Regions from separate parts of the Mus musculus genome. Here regions 1 and 3 are each linked to region 2. The links are chromatin contacts, found by Hi-C or POLR2A ChIA-PET in ENCODE. All regions are on one chromosome and are shown on one strand. The core of a region is the stretch at or near the end of the contact, and the rest is flanking DNA. Distances in the headings are between cores, read along the strand shown.

Region 1 (3,902 bases), core at 846-3,345, 170 kb after region 2:
AAGCCTTTCTTTTTGACATCCATCTGGTAGACACTACTTCCTTCTGGCCCCTCCCTCTCAGCTGATGCCATCAAGTGTAAGAGGCTACAGGCTCTGGAACGGAGCCAAAGTATGAACTCAGCACTGGTCACTACAAACGCCCCCGAGATAAGAGGCCCAGGTAAGAGAGGAACAGAAGTCCGAAGTTGGGACTTACCCAAACAAACCAGGAAAGCTTAGGGGCAGACTCCATAAAGTGAACTCACTGTGGCTTTTTATGCCCTTTTCATGCCTCAGTGAGGTGAAACCAGGAAACCATCACATAACCTCTTCGAGCAACAGCCACCTTTTGGGCTGTGTGCCACACACACCTGCCCCGCGCCACCCTCCACCCTCCACCCCCTGGACAAAAGGTTATGTATGAGCTTGACTTATATACCGTCTGCCTGGTCTGCCTGCATTTCTGCGCTCCTCCTCTCTGGCCATTTTATTTTTCTCTTTCCCTCTTGGTCATCATGCTGTCTTTAAAGTCCTTAGAGGTGTCTTTATCCATACTGTCAACCACACCATGGAATGCGTAGGAGCTCTTTTCCCATCAACAAAGAAACCTTTCTACTCTTCTGCTGAAGGTGAATAATTAGGATAGCTGACTATAAAGATGGTAGAAAGATAATCTTGGCCAATGGTTCTCAAAGACCATTGTGGTGCTAAGACCACAACATTAGCTTGTAAGAAATGCCAAACAATCAGGCCCGTCTCTCACCCACTGAATCAGAATTCTATGAGCAGGAACAGCAACCTGAATCACTCTGGTGCACACTTAAAAGTCATAATCACCCATTGAAGCTCTTCCCACCTTGGGTTCTCCCATCTTTGTTTTTCAAAACAAGGTTTCTTTGTGGAGCCATGGCTATCCTGTAACTTGCTCTGTAGACCAGGCTGGCCTTGAACTCAGAGATCCCCCTGCCTCTGACTCCCAAGTGATGGGATTTTTTTTTTTTTTACATTATTTTTATTTTACGTGCATTGGTGTTCTGTCTGCATGTATGTGTGTGAGGGCATCAGACTTCCTGGAACTGGAGTTGCAGACCGTTGTGAGCAGCTATGTGGGTGCTGGGAACTGAACTGGGGGTCCTTTGGAAGAACAGACAGTGCTCTTAATCGCTGAGCCATCTCTCCAGAGTGATGGGACTTAAAGGCGAGCCCACTAGCTCCCGACTGGGTTCTCCTATTTTAAGAGGAAGGAAAGTAGTCTTCTCTGCCTTGAGGACTCCCAGAGCGGGTTCGTGCGGACTCTTCTCTGTGTCCACAGCCCCACAGGACAAGGAAAGGGCAGAGGGCTACGTCTAACTGTTCTCTGGTTTAATGTGTGTGGGTACTGAAGAATAGGGAAGGAACACATTGCTCTTGTCCCGGCTACTCCCCTTCTCCCTGTGGATTAAGTTTAGAAAAACGTTGGTTACTCTGCCTGCCCTCTTTTCCCAGTACAGTGTTCCTTCCCCACTCCCAGAGTAAGTAGGGGTTCAGACATCCTCTGCTCTTCTCAAGAGGAAAGGATCCCCGGTTCCCACTAATCCAAAGGTTATGGAGGTGAAAGGGGCAGTCCCTTCCCGAGGTCCTGACACTGAAAAGGATCGTCCAGTCTTGACGATCCCGCTTTGTAGGGGTCTTGGAACAGGAGGAGGGGTTCTCTTCCCCGGTCCTTCCTCCCTTGGGTCTTGACACCGGAAAGGGGGATTGATTTTCTCTCTCCCGCCTCCTTGGAGTCTCGGGGACCGGAAGAGTAGTTCCCCATGGCTCCGCCACTTTTCAGGTGCTCACCTCTGGGGGCAGGTACGGAGGGTTGTTGGCTTTACCTCCTCTGTTCCTTCCGTTCTTCTTCTTCCCCTTTGGGCCCCCGCAACTGCTGCTACCGCCGGCCCCCCGAGCTTTGAGGTTTCCACCCATGGCCGGGCCTCCTCCGGGCCGGCAGCAGCCGCCGAACAGCTCCGATACCCGCGAGTCCATCCGCCGCTGCCACCAGCCCCCCGCCCGACCCCTCCCCCCCGCCACTGCCGCCGCCCCTACTGCCACCGCCGAGTCGGGCCAGCCGGAGGAGAGCGGGGTGTGGCCCACTGTAGGCCACGCCCCTGCCTTCCCTGTCCTCCTAGTCGCGTCAGAAAAAGCCGCAGGGCATCAAGGGATACTGAGTCCGCAGCTATGAGATTTAGTGCTAAAGAATGCGAGTTCGAACTACAATTCCCAAGAGGCATCGCTATGCGAGAGTCACAGGTGGCTTCGGGGGCGAGGGCAGCAAGCGCGCCTTGAGCGCAAAGACTAAGGGGAGTTGTAGTCGGCACCCAGTTTCCCGTACTGCCAGCGGCTTCTCTTCTAGGGGCAGTAGGAAGGCTTTGTGGCCTGAGATTAGGGACAGTAACCGGAGGTGAAGGGCTTATATCAGAATTGAACTGGGTTTGACCTTTCGGCGCTGACCCCAGACAACAAGTTAAAAATCGGGGAGGTTGGATCTGACAGCCTGCTGGCTCCACCTCTGCCTCAGTTTCTTTCCTGACGGCTGGAGTGCTGTCGAGTGAGTCAGGGCAAAAGCTAGGGCGGAGGCAGATGGTAGTTATAGCATAATTAGAGCTGTTATTGTGACGATGATTATGCCACCCTTGCAATATAGTCACTGTTTTATTACTTGGGTGGCACAATCCGGGGGTTGGTTTTAGCAGCCCCAGGCACCGCAGTGGCCAGACACGTGTCCAGGACCCATAAAGCAGCCAGCTGCCTAAGGTTTGGAGGGTGCCTACTGCAAGTATCTCTCCTCCCCTTTGTTTTGAAGTTTAGCCAATCCCGGAAAACAGAATTTGGTTTAAAACTTGTCCGGAGGAGGGGCCTGGCCCCTACTTGGGGCGGAGCTGGGGTTCCAGTTACGTCAACCACCAGGGGGCGGGGAAAGTAGCCAGGAATAGAACTTGTCCTAGGACGCCAGGGGATTGCTGATTTGTCTTTCTAGCCAAGCTGTCTCTCCTGTCCTTCAGAACTCTCAGAGCGACATAAACCAGTATACGGGGCACCAAAGGCTCAGAATGGAGAAGCAGAATTGCTGGGCACAGAGTCAGGACGCCAGGGTTCAAATTCCAGCGCCGTGGCTATCTCATGACTCACAGTACGTCCATTCCCCTCTCTTCACAAACAACCAGGTGTTCACACATAGCCAAGAAATAGAACAGAGTTTGAAAGTTCTCCACGGTACGGTAGGAGCACTTACCTCTGGTGTACTCTGAAGGAGTTCAGACCTGGTTGAGTCCATAACTTCTGCACAGTTCCACATCGAAGGAGACGAGTCTATTGAGCATGCAGTCGCTGTCCACATTGGATAGTTTCCACACCAGCTATATACCAAAAGAACCAAAAGTTGAAAAGCCTTGCAGATCAGCCATTTACCTGGGTCTTCAGTAAAGGAAAGTAGGTGTCTTTTCTGTATGCTATCCTGTATGCTTAAGACCAGGATTGCCAGGAAAAAAAAGTTTTTAGAGATGGAGACTAGAGAATTCAGTGAGACATCTCAAAGGATGGGAATAGAAAGGAAGAGACATCCCCACCCCACCCACACATTATCACCACAAACAGGCCGGGTTCTCTCACCAGCCAGAAACCACTGCACTCAACTGATAACTATTTTTTAAATATCCACGGATCTTCCAGCAGTCACCCTTTAACACACAATTCCATCCCAGCCAATTCTCCTTAATGGATACCTTCCTTTAAGAAAGGGTGGGGCATGATATAACCCATTCTTGAACAGCCTGGCCTACCTACAGAGAGAAGTGAGGGCTGGCAGAGGAGAGAGGCCACAGGATGCCTGCTGGGAGACCAGGGTCCTGGGGAGTGGAGGTGGTATAAGTGGCCAGTTTCCTAGACAGGTTGTTTACGAGGTG
Region 2 (3,835 bases), core at 1,068-3,567:
GTTTAGTTCCCAGCACCCACATGGCAGCTTACCACTATCTGTAAGTAAAGTCCCGGAAGATCCAATTCCCTCTTCTGGCCTCTGCAGGTAATGCATCAATGTGTTGAACAGACACACACATAAAATATATGCAAGCAACACACACACACACACACACACACACACACACACACACACACACACGCATAAAATAAAAACAAATGAGTTTTTGTTTGTTTGGTTGGTTGATTTTTCGAGACAGGGTTTCTCTGTGTAGCTCTGATTGTCCTAGAACTCACTCTATAGACCTGGCTGGCCTCAAATTTAGAGAGCCACCTGTCTCTGTGTTCCATGTGCTAGGATCAAAGGTGTGAGCCACCACGGCCTGGCTAAAAACAAATTAAGTTTTTAAAAAGGAAAATAAATGTAGGCCGGGTGTGGTGGCACACGCCTTTAATTCCAGCACTTGGGAGGCAGAGGCAGGCAGATTTCTGAGTTTGAGGCCAGCCTGGTCTACAGAGTGAGTTCCAGGACAGCCAGGGTTACACAGAGAAACCCTGTCTCAAAAAACCAAATAAATAAATAAATGTAGAGCTTTTTATTGAGACCCAAGGGGAATCTTCACAATTACCTATGGAAGTACTTCTCTTCAGGGAGATCTTCATGTGAGTGGATATTGTGTATCCATGCCTCATCAATAAAGAAAAATGTTCTTCCCCTTGGAGGGGTTTAAGCCATGAATAAGAATTTGAATTCTCAGCCGGGTGTGGTGGCGCACGCCTTTAATCCCAGCACTTGGGAAGCAGAGGCTGGCGAATTTCTGAGTTCAAGGCTAGCCTGGTCTACAGAGTGAGTTCCAGGACAGCCAGGGCTACACAGAGAAACCCTGTCTTGAAAAACAAAAAACAACAAAAAAAAAGATTTTGAATTCATTTCTCTCCCTGTACCTTCTGTCTCTGTTGTCTAATATGTCATTTATCTGTGTACTGTGTGTATGATTAATAAGGGATATATATATATCAGAAAACATGGCATGTGAAAGGAATAAGGACTTTCTTCTAGAAATATTTTTAAATAAATTTAAACAGATTGAATACACAGTAGGGAAACAAGACAGGTACATAATTTTAAATGTCTCAAATCTTTAATTTGGTTTCAAGGTCTTCAGTTTCTGAAGGCAAATATTTTGGGGGGAAAAAAACCCAAACTATTCCCACAACACTGAACACTCTCATGAAGTCAGTACCAATATACACCTTGCAAACATAAAGCTAAAATGAAACTAATCTCATCGCGCTGCTAAAATTGGTGGGTCAGGGTCCGAACCAACATCTATCTGGATAACCAAAAGTTTCCGTTCTTCCCATCACTCTGAAATATTTAGGAATGACTAAGCAAAGCACGTGACCTGAACACTTTTTTTTTAAAGTTTATATGTATGTGTGTGCAGGTGCTTACAGAGACCAAGAAGGCCTTGGATCCCTGGAGCTGGAGCCTTCTTACACGGGTGCTGGAAATCAAATCCAGGTCCTGTGCAAGAGCAGGAAGCACTCTTCTTAATCTTTGAGCCACAGCTTTAGACATAAACATTTTAAGGCCTTGACATAAACATTTTAAATTATACAAATTTCACAATACTTGGGTTGGTATTATCATCTCAATCGAAAAAAAAAAAAGCCAAAAAAAAAAAAAACAAAAAACAAAAAACCAAGGCTCAAGTAAGTTGGATACTTTCAAGATCTTGTAGCCTTAGGATACAGGAATAGCCTTTTGTCCTCAAGCATTCCTCAGCGTGGCAGGCATGTTTGGATTTCCAGCTCTTTAAACGCTGTGCATTTGTCAACTAGTATGCAATAGGTAAGCGAGAGCGAGCGCTCCACGTGCCAGGGTCTTAATGAATTTGCACAAGGACAGGACTGGGTGGGTCACTGCGCAAGCCAAAAGACAGAAACGTGCGCAAACACCATCGCGCTCCCGGGACAGCTCCCCGAGGCAGAGCTGTACGCACGCGCAGAGGCTGGCACGCGTTAGAGCATCCTTACCCCCATGGGCGAAAATAACCAAAAACTGCGAACAGCACCCGTTAACAGGTCTTCCTGCCTCTAGAGGGCCCTAGCATCGTGGCGCAGCACCCTGACCTGGCAGCGCGTCCTTTCTCACCCACAAACACTTGAGATATTAAAACAGCTCAAAGGCGCTTAGGTTTCCAAGTGCGGGAGACAGGAGGGTGAACGTAAGTACCAGGATCTAGAAACTGGCCTGCCCCGGGGACAGCGACTTCCTCTCCAGCCCCGGAAGTACCTCAAGAATGGGCGGGCTCTAGCTCGAAGCGGAAGCAAGGGGCGGTCCCGCCTAGGGGGCGGGGATTCAGCGGGGGACTCAGTCCCCGAGCCTTGTCACTCTTGGCTTCCGCCCGGGTGAGGTGTCTATGGAGGGGCTCCTGGCCCAGCTGTGTGGCACGGACGCGGCGCGGCCGCTCCCGCTGTGGGAAGGGGACACGACGGGCCACTGCTTCACCCAGCTGGTGCTCAGCGCCCTTCCCCACGCGCTCCTCGCCGTCCTCAGTGCCTGCCACTTGGGCACCCCAAGGTGAGACTGCAACGAGGCACCAACTCACATCGCTCCCAGATGTCCCTGGGATTGCGAGGTCTCTGTAGGGCAGAAGCAGAATAAAAGCTGACTGTTCGCACTCAGTTGAGCAAGCCACCTACCTTCTCGGAGTCTCCGCAGTTTTGAGCGGGTTCAATGACACAAGGCGTTTAAACACCGAGTGCGGCGCCTGTCATATCCTTAAAGTTGCCAATGCATCTCTCTTGCAGAGTTTTAAATGTCCTAGTGGAGCTGCCATGAATTGGAGGCAAACTTAGATAAACGTTTTAGCAAAAAAAAAAAAAAAAAAAAAAAAAAAGGATGCTTGTATAGGGCCAGTGGCACGCCACTTCCATCCAGCAAGCCCTGCTATCCCTAGGCTAAAAGCCCATGTAGACTCTGCTGGAGAGAAGCTGTAGGAAGAAGAGTAACGAAATCAAAATCTTAGAACTAACTTGGCTTTGTGTTGTGAGGTGTTGGTGCTACACTCGCCTTGATTTTATATTTAGTTCTTGGATGGCCAAGTTAAGTCCTTCTGTCCCTTTTGCAGAATGAAGCAAAAGCCTAGAAGAGGTTAGTACAGACACCCACAGCAAGCCTGCTCAGGTCAGGCATGTGAAGCCTTTAATCCCAACTCTTGGGAGACAGAGGCAGGTGGATGGATGCCTGTGAGTCCAAGGCCAGCCTGGTCTACAAAGTGAGTTCCAGGCCAGGCAGGGCTAATAAGAGAGCGCCTGTCAAAAAAAAAAAAAAAAAAAAAAAGGGGTGGTCTAGTCTAAGCTTTTCTAGAGGCAGAGGGATCTCAGCTTGGGCCACATGAGAGGGAACAAAAGGAACTAAAGTGTCTAGTTTATAGATAAACATTTTTTAGGACTGCAAAGAGCTTAACAGACTCAGTTGAGTTGTTTTGTGTTGTTGAAATAGGGTGTCATTCTGTATGCCCGGCCTAGAACTCAAGGAGATCTGCCTGCTCCTGCCTTCTAAGTACTGGGATTAAAGAAATATGGCTCCAGCCTCACCCTCTGCTTTTTTGATCAGTTGGTTGATTGATTTTGCCCAACTGTATGACTGTGCACCACTTGGGTGCAATGCCTGAGGAGGCCAGAGGGGAGGGCATCAGATCCCCTGGAATTGGAGTTTCAGACAGCCATGAGCTGCCATGTGAGTGCTGGGAACTGAACCCTTGGTCCTCTGTAAGAGCAGCCAGTGCTCTTAACTGCCCGGCTGTCTCTCTAGCCCCAATTTCATTCTTTTTAAAAATACTGGA
Region 3 (3,965 bases), core at 1,089-3,588, 170 kb before region 2:
ACCTCTGGGCACAAGGTATGAATGTGGTTACATACATACATGTAGTTAAACATGTGTTAAAAAAATAAATCTTAAATTTTTTCTAATACAGTAGGGTTAAGACAGGCACTTGGGTTACTGGAGGAAGCCGTCCCCTGAGGAAGATAAGCCTCAAAGTACCGATGGAGCATGGTCTCCACTTCTTCCTCTGCGTAGTCCCACACCTGGAACCTCGAGCCATCGGCTGCTCCCCGGATCATGGCGGAAAGCACTGGGGAGGGGGGAAATGTGAAACTGACTTCCTTCCATACTCCCCACTCTGCTCCCTGCCCCAGCCCACTGGGAAAGGAAGAAAGCCAGGAAGGAGTAAGCCACTCCACGCTGGAATACTCACCTCGGCCAGACTGTGGTCGGAACAGGCACAGGATCGGCTTACCAAGAGCTACTGCCCGGCCCAATTCGTAGCCAACACCCAGGGATGGCTGTGTCACTTCTGCCACGACCACTGCAGAGAGAGAAAAATAAGACTTACTACCTGGGATTTTTAAGAACGGGGTGACGGTGTATCTGTGGTGGGGATAGTAGAGTCAGGGATAGCCCAGGAATCGACATCACCAAGGAGCCCTCATGCAGAAGGGAGGACTACTCACTCACCATCGGCCTGCCGGAGCCAGGCCAGGTCCCGCTCATGGATGAACTGGTCGCCCCCAGCAGCCTCTTCCCCTGTGGTTGAGGGCAAGCTGGTCAGAGATGGTCCCTACCCCAACTCAGTACCTAGTAACTTCTATGTTCTCGCTGCTTCTCAAATCTACCCTGCTCAGAGAGGGGCAGAGAGAGGGAACCCTTGCCCCAGCACCTTCAAAAGCCAGTTCAGGAGAGGAGTCTGTTAAAGGGATGAAGAACAAAACAGCCACAAGAAAAATGCAATCCTGTTCACGGAGGCACGTGTGGGTGGGGCTGGGTGCGTGTGGGGAAAAGGTCTGACTCACCCGGAATCCAAGGGGCGTGTCTGGGGTCAGAGAGCCAGGATCACAGTTTCCAGTTTGAATCAACTCTGCTGTTTAGGACGGTAAGGCTCTGCAGGTGGCAGAGCAGAACCACACTGTCTAAAACTTCTTTTGTGAGCCTGAGGATCATGGCTCATAGCACTAATCCCAGCCCCGGGAGCAGAGGCTGGGGAAATCTGTGAGTTCCAACACAGCCTGGTCTACACTGTAAGTACCATGATGGCCAGGGATATGTAGAGAGACCCTGTCTCAAAAAACAAACTAACAAGTTGTGTGTAGCAGCAGGTGCCTGTAGTTCTAGCACTTGGGCGGTGAAGGCAGGAGGATGGCGAGTTCTAAGGCCATCCTTGGCTACAAGTCTGACGTCACTGTGCGTTTATGACAGCCTGTTTCCAAAATAAAGAAAAGAAAAAGAAAAAGCAAGAAAAGTGACTAGGGGAGAAAACCCAGATTCAAAGGTTTTCTCCAGGCTATCACACTCTGTAGACTGTTTTGTCTCATTTCTTTGAGACAGGGGTTAACTCTGTAGCCCAGGTTGGCCTGGAACTCATCCTACCCTCTGCCTCCAGAGTGCTGACATTGGCGCTGAAGGTGGAGAACTATCAACAAAACACACCATGCGCTAGCCAAGCATAAGCACAAACAGGTTCTTTCCAATCCCCTGGCATTTTTTGCCTACGATTGATTCTTTGTCTTTTAAAAGATTCTCCCAGAATTGCTTTAGAGTCCACAGCTTAGGAGTTTGTTCTTGCATGGGGCAAGGGAGATCTACTTAAAAGTTTTTGGAGCAGAAATACAAGAGTTCTAGGTACAACTTTCCTACTGGAGGAGTGCTTATCCAGACCAGCTTATCAAAGCCTTGCTAGCCCAAAGCTGGGTCTGGGCTGTCACTTGCTTCCAGTGTGCTGGACAGGGACACTTGACCTGCGCATGGAACGTACACATATAATCCAGGACCTTCCATAGCCAGCCGGTCCCCTAACCATTACGAGGTCCTAGTCTGCAGATCCCCTAGCCTCCGGTCTAGCCTGCGGGTCACATGAGCTGCGGGTTCCCCAGGTTGAATGTCTACTAGCCAGTGGGTCTCCTATCCGGCAAGTCCCTAGTCAGCCGGTCCCCTTAGCCTACAGGTCCCCAGCCTGCGAGTCTCCAGCCCGCGTCGCCTCACCACGCGGCTCCAACTCAGCATCAGCCACGTGCTCAGTGAGCACCTTCCCATAGCGCCGCAGCCGGGATACGATCCGCGAATACAGAGCTTGGTCTTCCCGCCCGCCGCGGATGCTCCCGCAGAAGTACACAGAGCATGGAACCAGCTCCCCGGATGCCGCCATCGCCGCGCGCGGGCAACCGCTGCCGCCGCTACCACGTGACCTGGGAAAGCGACTCCCAGAGGTAAGGGGACCTTCTTCAAGCTCGCTCTCTTCCCGGATAGGCTCTTCCCGAGCCAACCCGCTCATTAGTTCTGACTCCTCCCCGTGACCTGCCCCTCCCCAGCTCCTAGCTATTCAAGTAGTTCTGTACGGATCTCAGTGCTCTCAAACTCTGTACGGGATCCATAGGCAACTGTGATTGGCTCTCATTAATCTTTCCAAAATTTAAAAAAGATTGTTAACTTATTTTAAAAATATTTTATTATTCATACATGTATGTAGTGTTTTAATCAAATCTAACCCAGTCTCTCTCTCCCCTCCAATCCATCTTCTATCCCCTACACCAACTTCATTTTTATTTATTATTTAAAATAATTATTATCTTTGATTATTTTATTATTTTATGTGTATAGGTGTTGTGATGGTTTGTTTATCCTTGGGCCAGGGAGTGGCACCATTTGGAGGTGTGGCCTTGTTCAAATAGGTGTGACCTGGTTGGAATAGGTGTGTCACTGTGGGTGTGGGCATAAGATCCTCACCCTAGTTGCCTGGAACTCAGTCTTCCACTAGCAGCCTTTGGATGAAGATGTAGAACTCTCAGCAATGCCTGTGCCATGCCTGCCTGGATACTGCCATGCTCTCACCTTGATGATAATGGACTGAACCTCTGAACCTGTAAGCCAGACCCAATTAAATGTTGTTTTTTATAAGACTTGCCTTGGTCATGGTGTCTGTGCACAGCAGTAAAAGCCTAACTAAGACAGGTGGTTTGCCTGAGTTTATATCTCTACATCATGTGCATGCCTGATGCCCCAAGAAGCCAAAAGAGCACAATGAGCTAACCTGAAACTGGAGTTACAGACACAGTGAGCCACCATGCAGGTGCTGACAATCCAACCTGGGTCCTCTGGAGAGTGGCCAGTGCTGTTAACCACTGAACCATCTCTACAGCTTCCCTCCCTACCCACTGAGCCCATTAGTGCTACCTATGTGTGCACCGGTGTGGAACCATCTACTGGAACAAGTACAGGCAGCCTCTCAGGGTCGTGCCTGCCTCACCAGCTGTTAGCTGTCAGCAACGCTTCAGCTATTGGCATGGGGCCCTTCTCCACACAGGGTAGGGTTTGGACCAGCCTGATCGTGCACGGGCAGTCATAGCTTCTATGAGTTATGTGTGTAACCCCACTGTCATGTCCAGAAACAATGTTTTCATGGCAGTCCCTCTGTCTTTCAACCCACTCTTCCATGGAGATGGCCCATTTACATTCAAACACTCTACAGTCTCCGAGAGACCCTATTAATCTGCAAAAAGAAGCTCTTCTGACGAGGGCTAAGGAATGCTCTAATTGATGGGTACAGAGATATGGAATCGGGCAAGACGGTTACACTTTCTAGAGCCTGACTCCCCACCATTTCCATGGCCACCGCTCTGGCCCTGCCCCTCCCCAGATCTCCCCATTCCAGCTCTTCCTACCACAGTCTGCTAGCCACTCTGAGGAGATGGAGAGCCCCTCAGTGACCCCACCTTAGTTAGGATAAAACCAGGGGGGGCCAGTGGCCCACAAGTTACAGAAGAGCTGTGAAATGCATTATTCTATCAAGGACATGG

Evidence for each region. Hi-C counts contacts between places; a loop is a spot of excess contacts on that map. ChIA-PET counts read pairs that join two places held with the same protein, here RNA polymerase II (POLR2A).
Region 1: POLR2A ChIA-PET joins it to region 2 with 12 read pairs in Patski. The contact joins the promoter of Gtpbp2 here to the promoter of Abcc10 in region 2. POLR2A ChIA-PET finds 5 or more read pairs at or near these places in 2 of 5 experiments (Patski and embryonic stem cell).
Region 3: POLR2A ChIA-PET joins it to region 2 with 11 read pairs in Patski. The contact joins the promoter of Dnph1 here to the promoter of Abcc10 in region 2. A Hi-C loop is called at or near these places in 1 of 37 maps with a recorded cell type or tissue (v-Abl transformed pro-B cells). POLR2A ChIA-PET finds 5 or more read pairs at or near these places in 2 of 5 experiments (Patski and embryonic stem cell).

The regions. Positions count from the first base shown.
Region 1 is chr17:46,159,225-46,163,126 of GRCm38, reverse strand. It overlaps Gtpbp2 (GTP binding protein 2), which reads right to left and starts at 2,095. Exons shown (of 12, transcript NM_019581.3): 1 at 1,801-2,095. The coding sequence starts at 1,986.
Region 2 is chr17:46,326,505-46,330,339 of GRCm38, reverse strand. Abcc10 (ATP-binding cassette, sub-family C (CFTR/MRP), member 10) reads left to right here and starts at 2,317. Exons shown (of 21, transcript NM_170680.2): 1 at 2,317-2,568. The coding sequence starts at 2,408.
Region 3 is chr17:46,495,162-46,499,126 of GRCm38, reverse strand. Dnph1 (2'-deoxynucleoside 5'-phosphate N-hydrolase 1) reads right to left here and starts at 2,338. Exons shown (of 4, transcript NM_207161.3): 1 at 2,155-2,338; 2 at 634-702; 3 at 374-484; 4 at 1-250. The coding sequence starts at 2,317. The coding sequence ends at 72.